2 separate regions of the Mus musculus genome follow, and region 1 is linked to region 2. The links are chromatin loops, found by intact Hi-C in ENCODE. Cell type or tissue: heart. All regions are shown on one strand. Each heading gives the region's core, and the rest is flanking DNA. Links, peaks and the distances in the headings are about the cores only. Region 1 overlaps Mab21l3 (mab-21-like 3). Region 2 has its middle 4.2 kb from the start of Ttf2.

Region 1 (8,335 bases), core at 169-8,168, 840 kb after region 2:
CACTGGAAGGAACAGAGCCCTGAAAAAATATGACTCAGTGTGCAAGCATTTAAAAGAATTCTAGCTCGTGGGGTGAGCTGGTGTATCGGGATGGGATGGTGGGATGGGAGGCAAGACCGGATCTGCCGAAGTCTACAGGGTCAAGGGGATGGCTTGGCCTAGATACGTGGGGAATATTAACTTGGGACCATAGTTAGAGAGCAGCATGGGGACGTGGGGGTCCATCCGGCTTGGATCAGGTTATTGCAGACTGTAGTTTATCAGATTAGCCCTCAGGGTAGCACCTTCTCACGTGACAGGGCTGCAATGCTGAGTTAACTGCACGGATTCTAAAACCTTCCTAAACGCATTCTTGATGTAGAAATACATAGCTCTCCACCAGATGAAGCAAATCCAAGAACCAACCGTGGCAGACAGGTAGCCAGCAGTGTTGGTCCTTGGGGCCAGGAGTGGAGTCCAGGAGGTCTGCAGCCTTTCATCAATGGTCCTCCAGGGATGGAGGAAGATGCACATGGCTTGCTGGAGAGGGAAACCTAGCAGTTTCTGGAGTCTCCCGATTAAGTTGGGTCAAAAGGCGACATTTCCAGAATGGGTTGGATGAGAGCAAGTGTCTCTGAAGGAGACTTGGACATCTAGGCATTATCACTGGGTGATAGAAAAATCATGTAGACACCCCCTAAGGATCTGTGACCACAAGGTGATCTTGAATGCTTTCTCTCTGGACTTGTCTATTTGTTAGCTTGAAAATGCACAAGCATCAAATGTAATTTAAATGATCTTGGCTGTGCTGTTGGATAACTGGCAGGTTTAAAAGTCAGTCTTTTTATGTAGTTCAGCTTCAATCTAGACCTCAAACAATCCCCACAGATGATGTTTAAAGGAAGAATAAACAATCCACATTAAAAATTAACAAAGCACACAAAGAAACTATCATAGATTGTAAAATGAAAAAAAAAACAGAAATGACACTCTGGTGATTTCAGATATTAGAGTGGTCTTACATGGAATAAAATCATTTATTATATTTAAGATGTAAAAGAGGAGCTTAGAACATGACCATGACCAGGAGACCCCAAAACTGTGTTTCTCAACCTGTGGGTCATGACACTTGGGGATTGCATATCAGATATTCTGCATATTAGATATTTATGTTACGATTCATAATAGCAGCAAAATTACAGTTATGAAGTAGCAAAGAATTTTATGGTTGGAGGTTGCCACAACATAAGGCACTGCATTGCATGGTCATGGTGTTAGAAGGTTGAAAACCACTGCCCGAGAGCTTAATCGCACAAATCTTGGAAATGACCAAACAGACTCTTAAAATAAGAACCAAAATAGTAGAGCTATATTCAGTGGACACAGCAATACCACATTAGATGCAGCTTAAGAGAGAATTAGTCAGTTGAAAGGCGGGTGCAAATGTATATCCATCCAGAATGCAGTTCTGAGAGATAAAATAGTGTAAATTGTCAAAGCTGAAAGTCACAAAGGGTAGTATCGCCAGTTAACTTCACAACCACCTTAGATTTCCCATAGGAAGAAAGAGTAAAGACATTTTAGAGTTAAATGCTAATGATTCCTTAGAATTGTTGGAACTTGTTTTTCAAAAATAGAAAATCTAATAACCAAAAAAAGAGAGGAGAAACACTACACACACACACACTCACACACAAAATGGGGGAGAGAGTATTAAAAGCAGAAAGAAAAGAAAGATACCTTGTAGACAAATGGTCAACTGGATGATTTAATAATGGAAACCAGAAGATAGCAGAAGACATATTTTAATGTGCTAAGAATAAGTGTGTAACCAAGAGTAGAAAATTTCTTTGAAGAATGAAAATGCTCATTCTAGCCTGCTGTTCCTGCTGCGTGAGGACTCGCAACACAGAAAATGCTAGCGTGCATATTAGGGACTGAAATTCCAGAGAGTAAAGGTAGTGTTAAATGTGTGAACCAAATAAAATTGGACTTTATGAAGTAATTGAATAAGAAAAAAAATCTCCATGTTTGTTTATGTACTTGTGTGTATGGAGTGTCAAATGGGCTAAAACCAACATCCCTACTGACAGTAGCAGACAGGGAAGGAGTGATGGGAACCCCAGCCTGCTAAGATCCTCGTCATCATCAGATTAGAGTGGAGATGTTGGCCAACTCTGGATTCCAGTTCATAGCCCAGGTAACTGTTAAGAGAACCTAGACAAAGCAAGAAAGTCCCAGGAAGTGATGCAAGAAAAGGAAAGGAGGGGAGGGGAGGGGAGGGGAGGGGAGGGGAGGGGGGTGACAAAGACAATGATCTTAATTTTAACAGGGGCAATAAAGTGGGTCAAGAGGCATAGAGAGGTCAGCTGGAATCCAAGAGACAAGAAGAAAGCAAGCCACATGTGTGTTTAGTCATGAAACGTAAACACACAGCCCCCCAAAACACAGTGTGATGAACTCAGCTTCCACCATTAAAGTAAAAGATTCAAAAGCAAAAGAAGTGACCAGAAGGTAGAGCTAAGGTAAGAGGCGCTAATGAAAATAAGATGGAGCCTCTCCAACAAAATGCAAGCAAAGTGTATACATAGTTAGAAAAGGCCTCTGAAAGCTGGGCAGATAGTAACACTACTGAACCTACATGTCCCTAACAACATAGTCTCAACATTAAACAAAAGTTCTATGAAAACTGTAAGAAGCTGAAAACTTGTAATATCATGGGAAATTTAAAAACACTTTGTTCAGTAAATGTTGGAACACTTCAGGAACGCAGAAATACAGAAGTGTTAAGCAGCATGTGACCAGGTGACCTGACATTTATTGAACTTCAAATTTATATTTACATATCTTCTTGGCATGTACATCGAACAATGAGGAAATGCTGACTTAAAAGTTGTCCACCTAGAACGTGGAGAGATTGGGGTCTCTCAGATCTTCTCTGTGGTTAAGAATGTGAACCTAACCAAGCAACCTTCCTTGGCTACTTTTTAATGGCTGTGACAAAGGACCATGACCAAAAGCAACTTATACTTTGGGGCTGTTTACTTTGGGGCTCATGACTAGAGCCCAGCACCTGCTATCATGGTAGGGAGCATGGCAGCAGGCAGGCAGGCATGGCGCTGGAGCAGTAGCTGAGAGCTCACATCCTTAACTGCAAGTAGGAGGCAGAGAAAGACCTAACTGGGAACGGGTGGGCTTCTGGAACCTCAAAGCTCTCCCCAGTGACAGACACCCTTCCTCCTGCTAAGCCACATCTCTTAATCTTTCTCAAACAGTCCTACCAACTGGGGATCAAGTATTCAAACATATAAGCCCAAGGTGGGCATATGTATTTAAACCACCGCACAACTCACTGTGTTTGTCAGGAATAGCATTTTTAAAACTTCAAAACCCATGGGGTCTACTATCCACCATAGGTCTGTTGTTTCTGACTAACACCATTTTCTTAAGTCCTGTTAATTGCCCATTCTGGTGGAAACCACGGGGGTCTCCGCAGCAAACACCTTTTCTATAGTGGCAGTTTAGATCACTTATACTGTTTTCTCTTATAGACCTACCTATATTCTTTTTTTTTTTTTTAAAATCAAACACTCCAGAATTTAATATGAAAAATAAGTTAAAACTTCAAAGCAGCTTACATGTGCTCTATCCCTGAGCTACATCGTTCACCATCCATGGCTTTTTTTTTTTTTAATTGTTATGAAGAGTGTGTTTGGGATGGTGTGGCTATGAGGCGTGGCAGACCATGAGGGAGGAGAAGACACTGATATGACAAATATTTCCACAGAAATCACCCTGTACCAAGGACTAGGTTTCCATATCTATTTGTCCCCTTTATTGATTTCAATGTTCTAGGGAGAATTTTTTTTAAAGACATTTATTTTCTTGAGGGTCTGGAAGTCACAAGTTCAAGGTCAAGGTATGGGCAGGGCTAAATTCTGTGGTCTCTGTAATGAGTCCTTGCTGTCCTCTGGCATCCAGTGGCTCGTCTCTCCCGTTGGCTCATCTCTAGTGTCCCTTCTGTGAACCCTAGTCCCTTTTTGAGGACACCACCCAGACTGGATTAAGGCAACAGCACTTTAACTTCCTCCTCTCTTTAACAGCTTCTTTGTGGGCTATGGGGGGATTAGGGTTTCAGGCAGTGAACTGGGGAGGATATGACTTATGCTCCAGCAGCTGTTTGGGGAGACGGGGAAGTTGGAGACCCAGAGATGCCAAGCAACTGGAGAAGGCCATGAGCTCACCCAGCATTGCAGGTGAGAGGCACACAGTCAGGCTCATCTGAAGGCCTACCATTCCCTGAGCAAGCATAGCCCCGTTATTGGATGTGGGCAGGAGATGGAAAAGGTCCTTTGGAGTTCAGTTCCCAGCACCCATGTGGAGTGGTGTGTAACTGCCTGTGGCTCCGTGCTGGGAATCCAGTGCCCTCTTTCTGGAATCCTCAGGCACCTGCACGCACGTGGCATGCACACACAGAGACACACAAACAGGTCTTTATTATTGTAAAAGTGACGACAGAAACTGACCAAAGCTAAGGAGCGCTGTGATCAGACATTGTTGCACTGCACTGTGCAATCCAGCCTCAAAAACACTGGCGCTGAAGCTGGCCATCTGCGGTGTCCAGGTGGGGCTGCTCGGCAGGCTCTCCTTTCACAGCTCAGCATTGAGCAAAGATTGGAGCTTTAGCTGAGGCGCTAGAAAAGGTCAGCAATTTAGCATCAGGGGAAACCCACCAGTTTGCAGGAAGCTGGGTTGGTTTGCCTTTTAGACTAACAGTCCTGAAAATGAAGGCCCCATAGGGCCTGGCTCTTTTCATTTGTGAGTGCCTGCTGGCCTCTGCTGGCCAGATGTAGGAACAGCCAGGAATCCACAGAACATCCTACAACTTCCACAGTGCACAGCTCTAATGGAAAACACTTGGTCTCACAGGCCTGTGGGTCTTCCTCTCTAAACTTCACACAGTTTTTAAGTAACAGCACGTCCAGCCTCCCTTTTGCATATTGTAATCTTTCAGCTCCATGACTAGAAGGCAAGTCTTGGTGCTTTAACATCGCATTTGCTTTTTTCGTGCTTCCAAGGGGGGGAAAGTCATCTGGTTACATAAGACACATTTTCAACCGTTTAAAACTTTGATTTACTGACTGATAATCTGGGGTTTCTACTATTTTGTTGCAGCACTTTTGAATAAAAATAATATTGATTTTCACCAAATCGGAATCAGAAGTGGTGGTACAGGACTATCATTCCAGCGACTTGGGAAGCAGAGGCAGGAGGATTGCAAGTTAATTCAAAGCTTGCCTGAGTTACAGAGTGAGTTCAAAGCCGTCTTAGGCTTTTGCCTTGGAAATGTCATGGAATGGGGGGGAAGAATGGCTGATGGATAGGGTGAAGGGTTGTGGACTGCGGTCTCCAGCTATAACGTAGTGATGACACTATTGAACGCTCAGAGGCCGTGCTCACTCAAACACAATTGGACTGTCACCATTCTGTCACAGGTGGAGAATGCTAACAAGGCCCCATCTCTCCCTGATGCTTTATAAGCCATTAATGGCACTTTCTTCAGTGGTGTAGCCACTAGAAGGTGCCCATTCTCTGTAACTAGTCCCTTATCCATGTTCCTGGATGAAACCCGTATACAAGTCATTGGTTCACACACATGCGCACACACTCATACACAAAATTTTATACATGCATGAAAATATCACATGAAACCAATCATTATGTATAATTAATATATTCTAATAAAAAACTAATAAAAAAATAGAGCCATCCTGGGTAACTTAGTGAGATCCAGCCTCTAAATAAAAAGCCAATGCAGCTCATTGGCAGGGCGCATGCTCAGAACGTCAGGGGCCTCGGGCTCGTTCCTCCGCACGTGGGGTTTCTTCAGAGCCTCCAAAGCAGTGTTTGTGCTTTTAAGGATATTACTTTGTTAAGCAAATTTGGGAAGAATGTTCAAAATTCATAAAGGATTCCCTGGAGTTGAGAAGCACTAAAAACATGCCAAAGGAAGCCATTCGCTCTTAGAGCACAATCCCCAGACTGTACAGATGTGCGATGCTGTGGGGCTCCGAAGTCTCTGCATGGTGAAGAGCAGGGACCTCAGGATCCCTCCTAACATGACCACCAGAGCCATCATCTGAAATGTGCTTCAGACCACAAAGTCTTTCTTCTTGTTGGAGGTAAATGTTGCACCTTTGATCCCAGGACACAATAGTACCGACTCCACCCCAGCTTCTCACAGCCAGAGCTGCCCACCCATCCCTCCCAGCCTGCCTGAGGTGACCATTCTGGTCTCTCTTAGCTGTCCACACGTTCCCTCAGGATCGTCCTTCTGTGTGTGGTGACAGAATTTACCAATTTACTGTCTGCTTTCTGTCTTCTCCAGTGAGTCTGTCTTGTGCGTCCCTGTATTCTCAGTGCCTAGTGAGTGTTTATGTGTCAGCGAGGGAGTGAAATGATGGAGCTCACATCCAGATGTGAAGGACATGCCAGGCCACAGCACAGAGCTCGCTCCTGAAATGGAAGCAAGTTATAGGCTTGACCGTGGCAGAGGGGGTTGTGACGAGTCAGGCGACAGGTAGAGTTCCAGCTGCGTCCTTCTCTGGAACTTTCCCTGAGACTTATGATGACTCCCCACACTTGAGAGAGGAACGGGACCCACTGGCCTCTGCTTGGAGCTGGGGTGCAGAGAGTTAAAAAGGACACCAGCCACTGGTGGGCTGTCTGTCATGGTATGGGTTCTGGTCTAGCCAGCTGGAGAATTCACCATCTGCAGACTAATGCCTGGCCTGCACTGAGCCCATCTCCTGAGCATGGAGAATCAGTCACTGGGGAAACTGGATGAGAGCCGTCCCCAGGAGAGGTAGGGAAGATGAAATGCTTGTATGACCTGGGGCAGGAGCAGTTTTGTCTCTGGTGAGCTAGCTGACGGCCTGGTTCATTCTCTCTGTCATTGGCAGGCTGTCTCTAGCACAGGATCCTGGCAGCTGACAGAGGAACCACCCCGAGAACAAAGTCAAGCAGGAAGGAATGAAACAAGGGTTCCTTGGGCCAGCTCAGGGCAGCTCAACCTGCGGGTTCTTTAGGAAAAAGGCCACTTTCTGGGCCACCGCATCCAGCTCGCTTGGGTTAGCTGACTGAAGGAGGTTGCTCTTTGGAACAAAATAGTGCTTCAGGAAGTGCTGGCTCACACACCTGTGCAGCTTCCGGACGAGGCGCAGGAGGGCTTGATGGAAGACCTGCCAATCCTTGAGGTGGGGGTATTTCTCACAAGTCCAGAAGAGCACGGTCTGGGGGAAGAGAGATGTTGGGACAAGTTGAGTTTACATGGGAGGAGGAACAAGGCATCTTGGGAAAACTGGATTCACCAGGAACTACTGGTCCATTGCTTCACCTGGGCCTGGGGCTTCCCTAGCTGGCTCACACCTCCAAGTTATTCTCTCTTCCTTTCCTCTGACACTCAACCATCAACACTCTCCTGGTGAGTCATAGGGCCATCCAAGCAGAGGCTTTCTGCCTCCTAGCATGCAGGGGTACATGGAAGCCCTCATCTCTCGGACCAGAGAGTTCTGCCAACGTGGTAGTCTCTTCCTTCTGTATCTATCACTTGCTCACAGGCCTCTGCCTCTCAGAAACCCTATAGGAGCGACTCCCCTCTTAGAAGATGGCCTCTTGGCCTGGTCAGAGCCTCCTGCTCTCCCCTGCATGTCCAGGCACTCTCCTAATTTCTCTCCTCCCACTCACTCCGTCCCTTCATCTACTCCAGTGGGGGACCTCCTGCCATTAATCCTGAATGCAGCTCTCTTAGCCCAAGATCTCCAGCCATCACTATGCAGGCCCTTTCAGCCTCACCCCTGCTTGCCTGTCAGTGGATTGGACAGTTGGCCCACACCCTCCCTCTCTAACCAACTCTTCCTTTGGCCTCCAAGACAATGGTCTTCCAGGCTTCTCCTCTCATCCTAGCTACTCCTCTGCACTGCCTATGCACCCTAGCCGTCTGTGCCTGCTCTGCTTTGGGCATCCCTGAGGGTCCCTCCGTGGCCCCTTCAGCTCTTGTCCCTCCCCTGCCTAGCTCAGTGCAGAGCCGCCTTCTCAGTAAGATGGAGGACTCACATGGTACCTTCTCCAGCCCAGACGCTGCCTCTGACCTGCTTAGTCTTGAGTATTGGCAACTTATCTCAGTTTCAACATGCCCAGACTGAACTCATGGCCTTCGCCACAAACCTGCCTTTAGACCTGCTTATCCAGCTAGCTGTGCCAGACACAACCTGGGGCAGCATACTCCCTGTCACTCACAGCCCAACCTGCTCACCTTCCTCCTCATTGGTCTCTCAGACCTGCCACTCAGCCTCAC
Region 2 (8,335 bases), core at 86-8,085:
CCGGGTTTCCGTCTTTGACTCCGCCCCGTCCCGCCCACCACAACACTCCACCAATCAAGCGGGAGAGTCTCTCACTTTCAACCAATTACAGTCTCCCTCAGGCTTGGCGCGCTCTGAAATCAAACTTGGAGTGAGGAGGCGTGGCTGAGCTCCAGTGAGGACGCCGGCATGCTCCCTGGCTTGGGGAAAGCAGGACTTGGAGAGAAGTGGACGAGGCTGAGCTTGGGAGACTCCAGAGGAACCACTAGACCCAGAGGGAGCCAGAGCCGCTTGCCTGCTCGGGAAGCAGCCACTGTGGGCGGGAACACTTCAACTTGAGGCGGCCAAAAGGCGGGAGCATCCCTTAAAACTTTGGGAATCTACTGCATAGTCTGTAATAAGCACAAAGACTCCCTTAGGACCCCGGGCAACCTTTAAATGAGTGCAGGGCGTCCACGGGGTCACCAAAGATTGAACATCTGCACAGATCTCAGTTCCAGGTTCCGCGCTCTTTGAGTCTTAGGCTGCCTTCCCCTGGTGAGGTTCTAAGGACCGCCTGGTGTGGACGCCCTGGGTCTGAGAGAAGAACCTGAGGGCAATACAAGACCTTGCGTGCTTACTAATTTTACATTGTGTGTTTTGCATTGTCAAACCTTTTGAACTTATTTTGCATTTGTACTTTTAAAAAACCGAGAGTGACGCATGGTGGCGCACGCCTTTAATCCCAGCACTTGGAAGGCAGAGGCAGGCAGATTTCTGAGTTCAATGCCAGTCTGGTCTACAAAGTGAGTTCCAGGACAGCCAGGGCTACACAGAGAAACCCTGTCTCGAAAAACCAAAAAGAAAAAAAAAAAGAAAGAAAAGGAAAGGAAAGAACTTGTAATGGATTCTTTCAGTGAGCAGAAGGTGAGGAATGACTATCGGAGCTTGGCTGCAATAGCCATGACTTCATATTTCAGCAGTTGAAGATCATGTGTCTTGGAGTGGCACACACAACTGCTATGAGGACAGAAAAGCTGCAATGTCTAAGAAGTCTGGGCTATATGGAGGCTGTAAATGTTTTAGGAGTTCAGAGTCCAGACAGTCCCGAGGTATCATTTATGAATTAAGCAGTTCTTACTAAATAGCTTTTTTGGTGTCCCAAGAGGAGTAGGTGTTTGAGAAATATAAAGTTCATTTAATGCATACATTTAAAGCAACTGTTCTAACCACAAGGGGCTTACTGAGTGGAAGAAGCTGAACTAGCCTCTACCTAATGCTTAAATAAATATAAAATAGTATATAAATGTCAAGATGAATGGAGTCAGCAGCAAACCCCGGAGAGCTTGAGAGAGAGATGAATTTCCAAGTGCACGCAGTGTGGCACGCCCCACCCCAGTTCTCCAGTGAAAGTTTATACAAACAGATTTTCTTTATTCCTAGATTGCAATTCCAAGATCTGTATTATATGCATGTGAAGTGGATACCATCTGAGGAGGTGGAGACCACAAACACTAAGGTTTGGGGAAAGAGGACCACGGTGATTCTTGTAGTGAGAATTTTGGTTTCTTTAAAAAAACACAGAAATATAAAGAATGTTTTGTTTGTTTGTTTGTTTGTTTTAACCCCAGGTGGGGCTGCTTCAGATTGTCCACAGCAGCTGACTGTAATTTGCCTCATGCTCTAACAGGGGTGTGGTTTTGCCAGCTGCAGATGGTTTCTGAGAGTGTGTGGAATTCTGGGGACTCTTCAGAGGGTATATAAATACTAGGGCCTGATACTAGGAACTGATTGGCTGCTCAGCGGTTGGATGCTGTTGACTGTGATTTGTTAAGCAGTTGTGTGCAAAGAGATGAAAAGAAGAAATTAGATATGATGGTGAAGAAGCTCAAACTTGCCCCAAGAAACTCGACGCCCCTAATCAGCAGGAAGTTGTCTAACAATAATGTCACCCCTTTCCCCCTCTGCCCTTTTGTCTTTTCTACCTAGTGTTAGGGGGTGGAAAGGAGAGGGGTGGAAAAGAGTGGAATTTTAAAAAATTCACAAAGTACCCAAAAGTCTGGTGATATCTCTCTATATAGATATAGATATAGATAGATATATATCTCCCTCTTTTCCATGTATGCCTACAGGCCAGAAGAGGGCACCAGATCTCATTATAGGTGGTTATGAGCCACCATGTGGTTGCTGGGATTTGAACTCATACAGCAAGAGCTCTTAATCTCGGAGGCATTTCTCCAGCCCCAGGTTACAGGTTCTTTCCTGCACAAGATGACTTTGAGACTAGACAAAGTCCAGGTCTCAAATGCGTCATTCCAGACACCATTTCCTCTGAAGCTGCTCAGCCGCCTTGCACACATCCAGTAAGTAAAAATGGACACAGATAACATACAGCAAGGAAAAATGTTCCTTCTAGAAATCTAGGATGTGCTAAATAAAAACGTTTAGACCCCGGATCATATTAACAGGGGTGGTTTTGGACCAGTGGGACAGCCAAGCAAGTACAGGTTTTGTGCATATATAGTTCATATATGTTCTTAGCCTGAAAACATCTGGAGAGACCTCTGAGAATGAACTGTATATAAATTTCTATTTGGAATGAAGCAGAGGATGTAAGTTTTGGGTTTCTTAATAGCCTTGTCATACTCAGAACAAATGTTTGAGTAAATCCTAAATCTAGATGTTTTAAATGTACAAGTTAACAATAGAAATTATTGACTTATGGGCTGGCCTAAACACAGTTTATGTTGGAATTTGTAGCTGGATTGTGACAGTGACTGCACTTGAACTAAAAAAAAGCTATGTTTGTTTGTTTAGAGATAGAGTCTTAGGATTAACTCAACCTGGTCTTGAACTGGGTATGTTTCCCAGGCTGACTTTCAAAATACAATTCTCCTGCCTCAGCTTCCTATATGATGAGTTTATAGGCATGCATCTCCATGCTTGATTTAGAATAGGTGACTTTTATGAGAACTAAATTGGGTCTCAAGAGAGCTGGGGTTTTTTGTTTGCTTGTTTTCTTTTAAGATTTATTTATTTATTATATGTAAGTATACTGTAGCTGTCTTCAGACACTTCTCTCACTCCAGCCTGGCTGGCTCTGGCCCAAAGATGTATTTATATGAGTACACTGTTGCTGTCTTCAGACACCCCAGAAGAGGGCATCAGATCTCATTACGGATGGTTGTGAGCCACCATGTGGTTGCTGGGATTTGAACTCAGGACCTCTAGAAGAGCATTTAGTGCTCTTAACCGCTGAGCCATCTCTGTAAGTGGTGCTGGAAGCTTCCGTGTGGAAAGTAAATGGTAGGCATACCAACATGCTGAGTAAATAGCCTAGTGGCTGAAGAACTTGGTAGTAGACACACTTTACTCACAATCGGTGGTGACCCTGAAGCAGATGGGTTTCCTAATCTGTGAATCCAGGACAATACACTCATGTTAGTTATTGAGGAATTGAAAGCAAGTATACTCAGCACCATGCTGGCTGACACACGTCAGCCTCATTGGGCACTCCTTAGAGGTGAGAGGGTGCGCTCCGACACTAACCCCTTAACACCCCTGTCAGCATCATTTTTAAAAGTATCCAGCAATTTAAAATTCAAGCCAGTTGTCAGATTCTAGTAGCTCTGCAAGTCTCATTTATTGTATATGAGGGTTTCTAGCCAGCTGTCAGTTCTAAGTATCCTATTCTGTGGGGTAGGGGTGAGGAGACAGTGCCAGGATGCCTTGAGCATGCTAAGTTAGTACTGAATCACTGAGTACCACCCCATCCAGCACCCGATTTTCTGAAACTCTCGGGCATTTTGATTGTTGCAAACGGAGAGCCTCATTCTAACTGGCATGTGACAGATCTTTGCCCTGCAGCACATTCTGAGAAGGGAAGTTGTCAAATCTCAGCTTTCTCTGAGGTGTGTTGTAAGATGAGGGCTGTTATTTAGTGCTCACAACTACCCTAGCAACACGCGTTCTTTATTCCTAGGTTTAAAGATTTAACATAGTCAGGTCTGGTGGCTCACACCTGTAACCCCAGCATGAAGGAGGATTGCCTTGAGTTAAAGGCAAACTACATAGAGAGACCAAGCTAGCCTGAGTTACACAGCTAGATGTGTAGGATATCGTCTCAAAAAATAGTGTGCTAAAATTATTATAATTATAATTATTATTATTAATTTTGGTTTTTTTGAGGCAGGGGTTCATTTTGTAGCCCTGATTGCCCTAGAACTAACCCTGTAGACCAGGCTGTCCTTGAACTCAGATCAACCAGCTTCTGCCTCCTAAGTGCTAGGATGGAAACCATATGCCACCACTGCCAGGCAAAAATTTTAAATTTTAAAATATATTCAGTGACTCAGATAGTTCACTTGCATTTCATCAAACATCTAGGTGTTTGCAGTGGCATGCTTAACAAATTATAAGACTAAATAAAACAAATGTAAAAGCCATTTTACAAGAAACCACTAGGTGGCAGCCTATTAACATGAAAACCAAGCAGAAGGCCTGCCCACTTCTGTTTCATTCCTTTTGCTAACAAATCCTTACTGCTCACTCGATTTCATTTTGTTTGGTGCCTTCCAGATATATGAGAGTTTTAAACCTGTCCTTTGATTAAGGAACAATCAAGATGTTACTGTGGGCAAAAATCTGTTTATAGCTGAACTGTCATTCAGTCTGACAAATGATTTTGTTGTACCAAAATTTTGCAGTGTTAGATTCCAAATTTCACTGTTCTTAAAATATGATGCCAAGAGTTGTTCAGAGCAGTTTTTCCTACTTGTATATAATTCATCGTCGTGCATTTTTTTTAACGTGTAGAGTTGCATTGCCAACTGGATTTAGAACATTTTTTTTGTATATGGTATGATGTGTATAATGTATATGTGCACACATACATCTGTGTGCCTGTGTGTGTGCACGTGCGCATATGGAGAGCAGAGCTTGACATAAGATATCATCCACTGTCGTTCTCCATCTTGGTTTTTGAGGCGTGATCTCTTGGTGAACCTGAGTCTTATCCCTTGGTTAGAGTGGCTGGCCAGCAAGCTCCAGGGATCCATGTGTCTGCATGCACAGCCACACCTGGTTTCTCCGGGCGCTGGGGATCCTAACTCAGGTCCTTGTGCTTATGTGACAAGAATTTCACTAGCTGTGCCCTCTCCAAGCCCCTCCCCACAGTTTAAGACCATTTTTATGGTCCTGAAAATGAGATCAACCTAATGATCTCCATCTTCAAAACGTTGCCTTCTGAGCATCTATAAATGGAGTCACAGAGCATGTCTATTGCTTCCCTACGTGATGCCTTTGAGATTCAGCCATACTGTCTAGTGTATCAGTGGTCCACCCCAAGGACATCAGAGAAACTAGAATGGAACAGTGGAACACATCAATATTGTTTGTGTACTCCGACTGTAGTCATGCCAATATTTTGAGACATCAAACCATAAACTTTTAAAGCTCTGTATTACACGGCTCTATTTCTATCCCTCTGGGAAGGCTAGCTGGCAGATCTCTGCTGTTCTACTCTGTACAACTAGCATGTATCGCTCTTATGATTTAAAAACTCCAAAAATGCCATTAAAAGCAAGTGCACAGGGAGATGCGACAAAGAGAGTGCACCAGAATCATAATGATTATGCTTATATGAGATGGTAGGATTTGGGGTGCCCTCCCCCATTTTTATTCCCATGTAATCTCATTACACTGCCATAGAGTGGCCTTAGGATAACATGTCTGTCTCTTTCATAATCTTCTATATGTGCGTGCTTCTCAGCCTGGCTGTTTAACCCCGTCCTGTAATTAATCCTTTCTTCTTTGGATCTTTCTATTTCCTCCCACCCTCTGTTTTCTATCTAATTTCATACTTAAGCTAAGTCCTTTCTCCTTTTTGCTCTCTCCATATTAGGTATTTTACTTAATTCTAGCTTGATTCTTGACCCTAATTTCTAATGTTTTTAGTATGCAGGAGTACTCCTCGCTGCTTCCCTAAGGCTATAATCATCACACACACACACACACACACACACACACACACCAGGATGAGAAGGCTGATGTGGCTGTATACACAGTTGCCCCAAGTTGCCTTTTCTCTGGGTGGTAACACATGGCACTTGGGCACAGGCTAAGTTCTCCTGTTGAGAAGGAATGTGTTACCCCAAGTTCTGAAGATTAACCACCTCTGAGCCCCTCCAGATGCTGGGTTCTTAGTGGCTGAGACAACCTGCACAGATCTGGTGATAGCACCCCACAGCTCCTTCCTGGCTTCACCTAGGAGCTGGAATAGAGCAGTCTGCATTGCACTATTTTATTTCAGAGCAAATGCTCACCCATAGCTGAGCGCTCCATTGTTTATACTCAGCACTTAGGTTAGTTATGAGTCTGTGTTAACCATTACCCACTGCACAAAAGAAGCCTCTCTGACCAAAGCTGCGAGCAGCACATGTCTGTGACTATAAACAAATGTTTACAGTGCAGTACGGCAAGATGGCCATTCTGCAAAACAACAGTAGTGGGTTCTCCTCTAGAGTATATGATTCTCCCACCATGGCTTTTGACTAGGTTTGCCACACCAGTCATGAACTCTTTCCTGTGAATCGGGCCTTAGATCTGATCAGAAAGCAGTTGGTCATGCCACACTTTTCCCCAGTATGCACATCTTTCCGGGCAGGTTGGCACTGTAGCCGCTGGGACCAGTGCTGGTGTTAGGGCTAGGGCTAGGGCTGGGGCTGGGGCTGGGGCTGGGGCTGGGGCTGGGGCTGGGGCTGGGGCTGGGGCTGGGGCTGGGGCTGGGGCTGGGGCTGGGGCTGGGGCTGGGGCTGGGGCTGGGGCTAGTTAGCACCACTGGTGCTTTTCTTCTGCAGCAGCCTACGTACCGCCTGATTGTGTTGTACTTCAGCAATGAGGGAAAACGTTTCCTGCTCAGTCCGAGATTGATTTCTCTATGCCCTGCCTCTGAAGTGAGTATCACCTTCAGCAATATGGACAGACATGGGTATGATGAGCAACCAGGAGCAATGGAAAGGTTGTCTTGGGTTAGATGATCATAGTAGCTTTGCATGCACTGTCCCCACCCCCACCTCCCCTATGCTGAACCTTTCCCCTCCTCTGCCTTCATTTCACCCATATTTCACTATCCATCTTCCTTTAAGGCGCTCACCCCTCAGTGGCCCGTTTCTAGTGTCCTGGCTTCCACATGCACTCCACGTTAAACACCCAGAATCCACACGTGGGAGATAGCATGCAACATGTCTTTCTAGACCTGGGTAGCCTCACTCACTGTAGCTTTTCCAGTTCCATAGATTTACCTGTAAATTTAGTGATTTCATTCTTTTCAACTGAGTAATACTCCATCGTGCGTGTGTGATGCATTTTTCTTATCCATGTGTCATGAAAGGCGTCTTGAGTGACTCAATCGCCCAGCTATGGTGACCTGAGCCTCAAGGAACACGAATCTGTAGTTATCTCTGGAGTAGGAGAGAAGTCCTTTGGGTATGTGCACAGGTCTAGGGAACTTGAAGGAATAGGCAATGAATCAGGAGATCTGTGAGATGCTGAGGTTGGTCATGTCATGGCTGTTATATGTATTAATTCATAGCAGCTGATTACCTATGCAGGACCTTTACATGACTGAGACAGTCAAAGGTCTAACATAGCTTGGGACTAGGAAGCTGAGGACCTGCTCTCATCAGAGAGGCTATTGACAGTTGGTAGCTACTGTAGAGGGAAGTCACTGTCCTATGAGGACATTGGAAGGTTGCTCATACTCCAGGGGCTAGTCCCATGCTCATGTGCAGATAGGCAGTGCAAGTTGGCCTCCTAAGTATTAATAATTAAAAAAAAAAAAACAAAACCACAACGTGAAGTTGGGAGGGAGGTGAGGTGGGGGTAGGAGGAGTTGGAGGGAGGTGGTAGTGGATGGATATGGTCAATATACATTATATAAGTGTATAAAATCTTCAAAGAATAAACAGTATTTCAAAAACAAAAGATATATTCAAGAAATACCAACCATCGAAAGCATGATTGACTCTTGTTTCCCCAAGCAAAACTCCCCGGTGGCTCTCTAGTAATTGAAGACAGATATAAACCCCCCTGGGTCCATAGGATCTGGCGCAGTCCAGTTCTCCTTCCTCCCTGCTACCCTCCTGTCTCTTGCGTTCCACGTGCCTACCCCATCCGCCCTCAACTCTCCAAATGCCAAGCCTTCCTTCACCCTAAGGCTCTGGTCACTCTTTACCATCCATCCCCACTGCTTCTCCCAATTCTTCCAAAGGGTCCAGCCTCTCACCCATGAGGCCTCAGCCCAAGCATACGTCAGCCACACTGTGCATCGCCACAGAGCACCTTCCTTGCTGTTCTTTCAGGGAGAGTCCCATTCCTT

Evidence for each region. Peaks named below come from ENCODE experiments on the same cell type or tissue, not always from the same donor. Only the 100,000 strongest peaks of a DNase experiment are listed, where the experiment ranks them.
Region 1: it touches region 2 in a loop (6-fold over the local background); 20 of 42 quality-filtered maps call a loop at or near these places.

The regions. Positions count from the first base shown.
Region 1 is chr3:101,807,982-101,816,316 of GRCm38, forward strand. It overlaps Mab21l3 (mab-21-like 3), which reads right to left. Exons shown (of 7, transcript NM_172295.4): 7 at 5,095-7,271. The coding sequence ends at 7,038. Among named protein-coding and RNA genes, the nearest start is that of Gm33381, 16 kb to the right of the region's middle. In heart, for the core only: a CTCF peak has its summit at 4,820 (motif pointing left); a DNase peak (open chromatin) is centred at 4,810; H3K27ac peaks cover 614 bases.
Region 2 is chr3:100,969,673-100,978,007 of GRCm38, forward strand. It overlaps a transcript of Ttf2 not described here. Among named protein-coding and RNA genes, the nearest start is that of Ttf2, 4.2 kb to the left of the region's middle. In heart, for the core only: CTCF peaks have their summits at 2,104 (motif pointing right) and 4,420 (motif pointing right); no DNase peak of the experiment used is centred there; H3K4me3 peaks cover 523 bases; H3K27ac peaks cover 517 bases; H3K27me3 peaks cover 500 bases.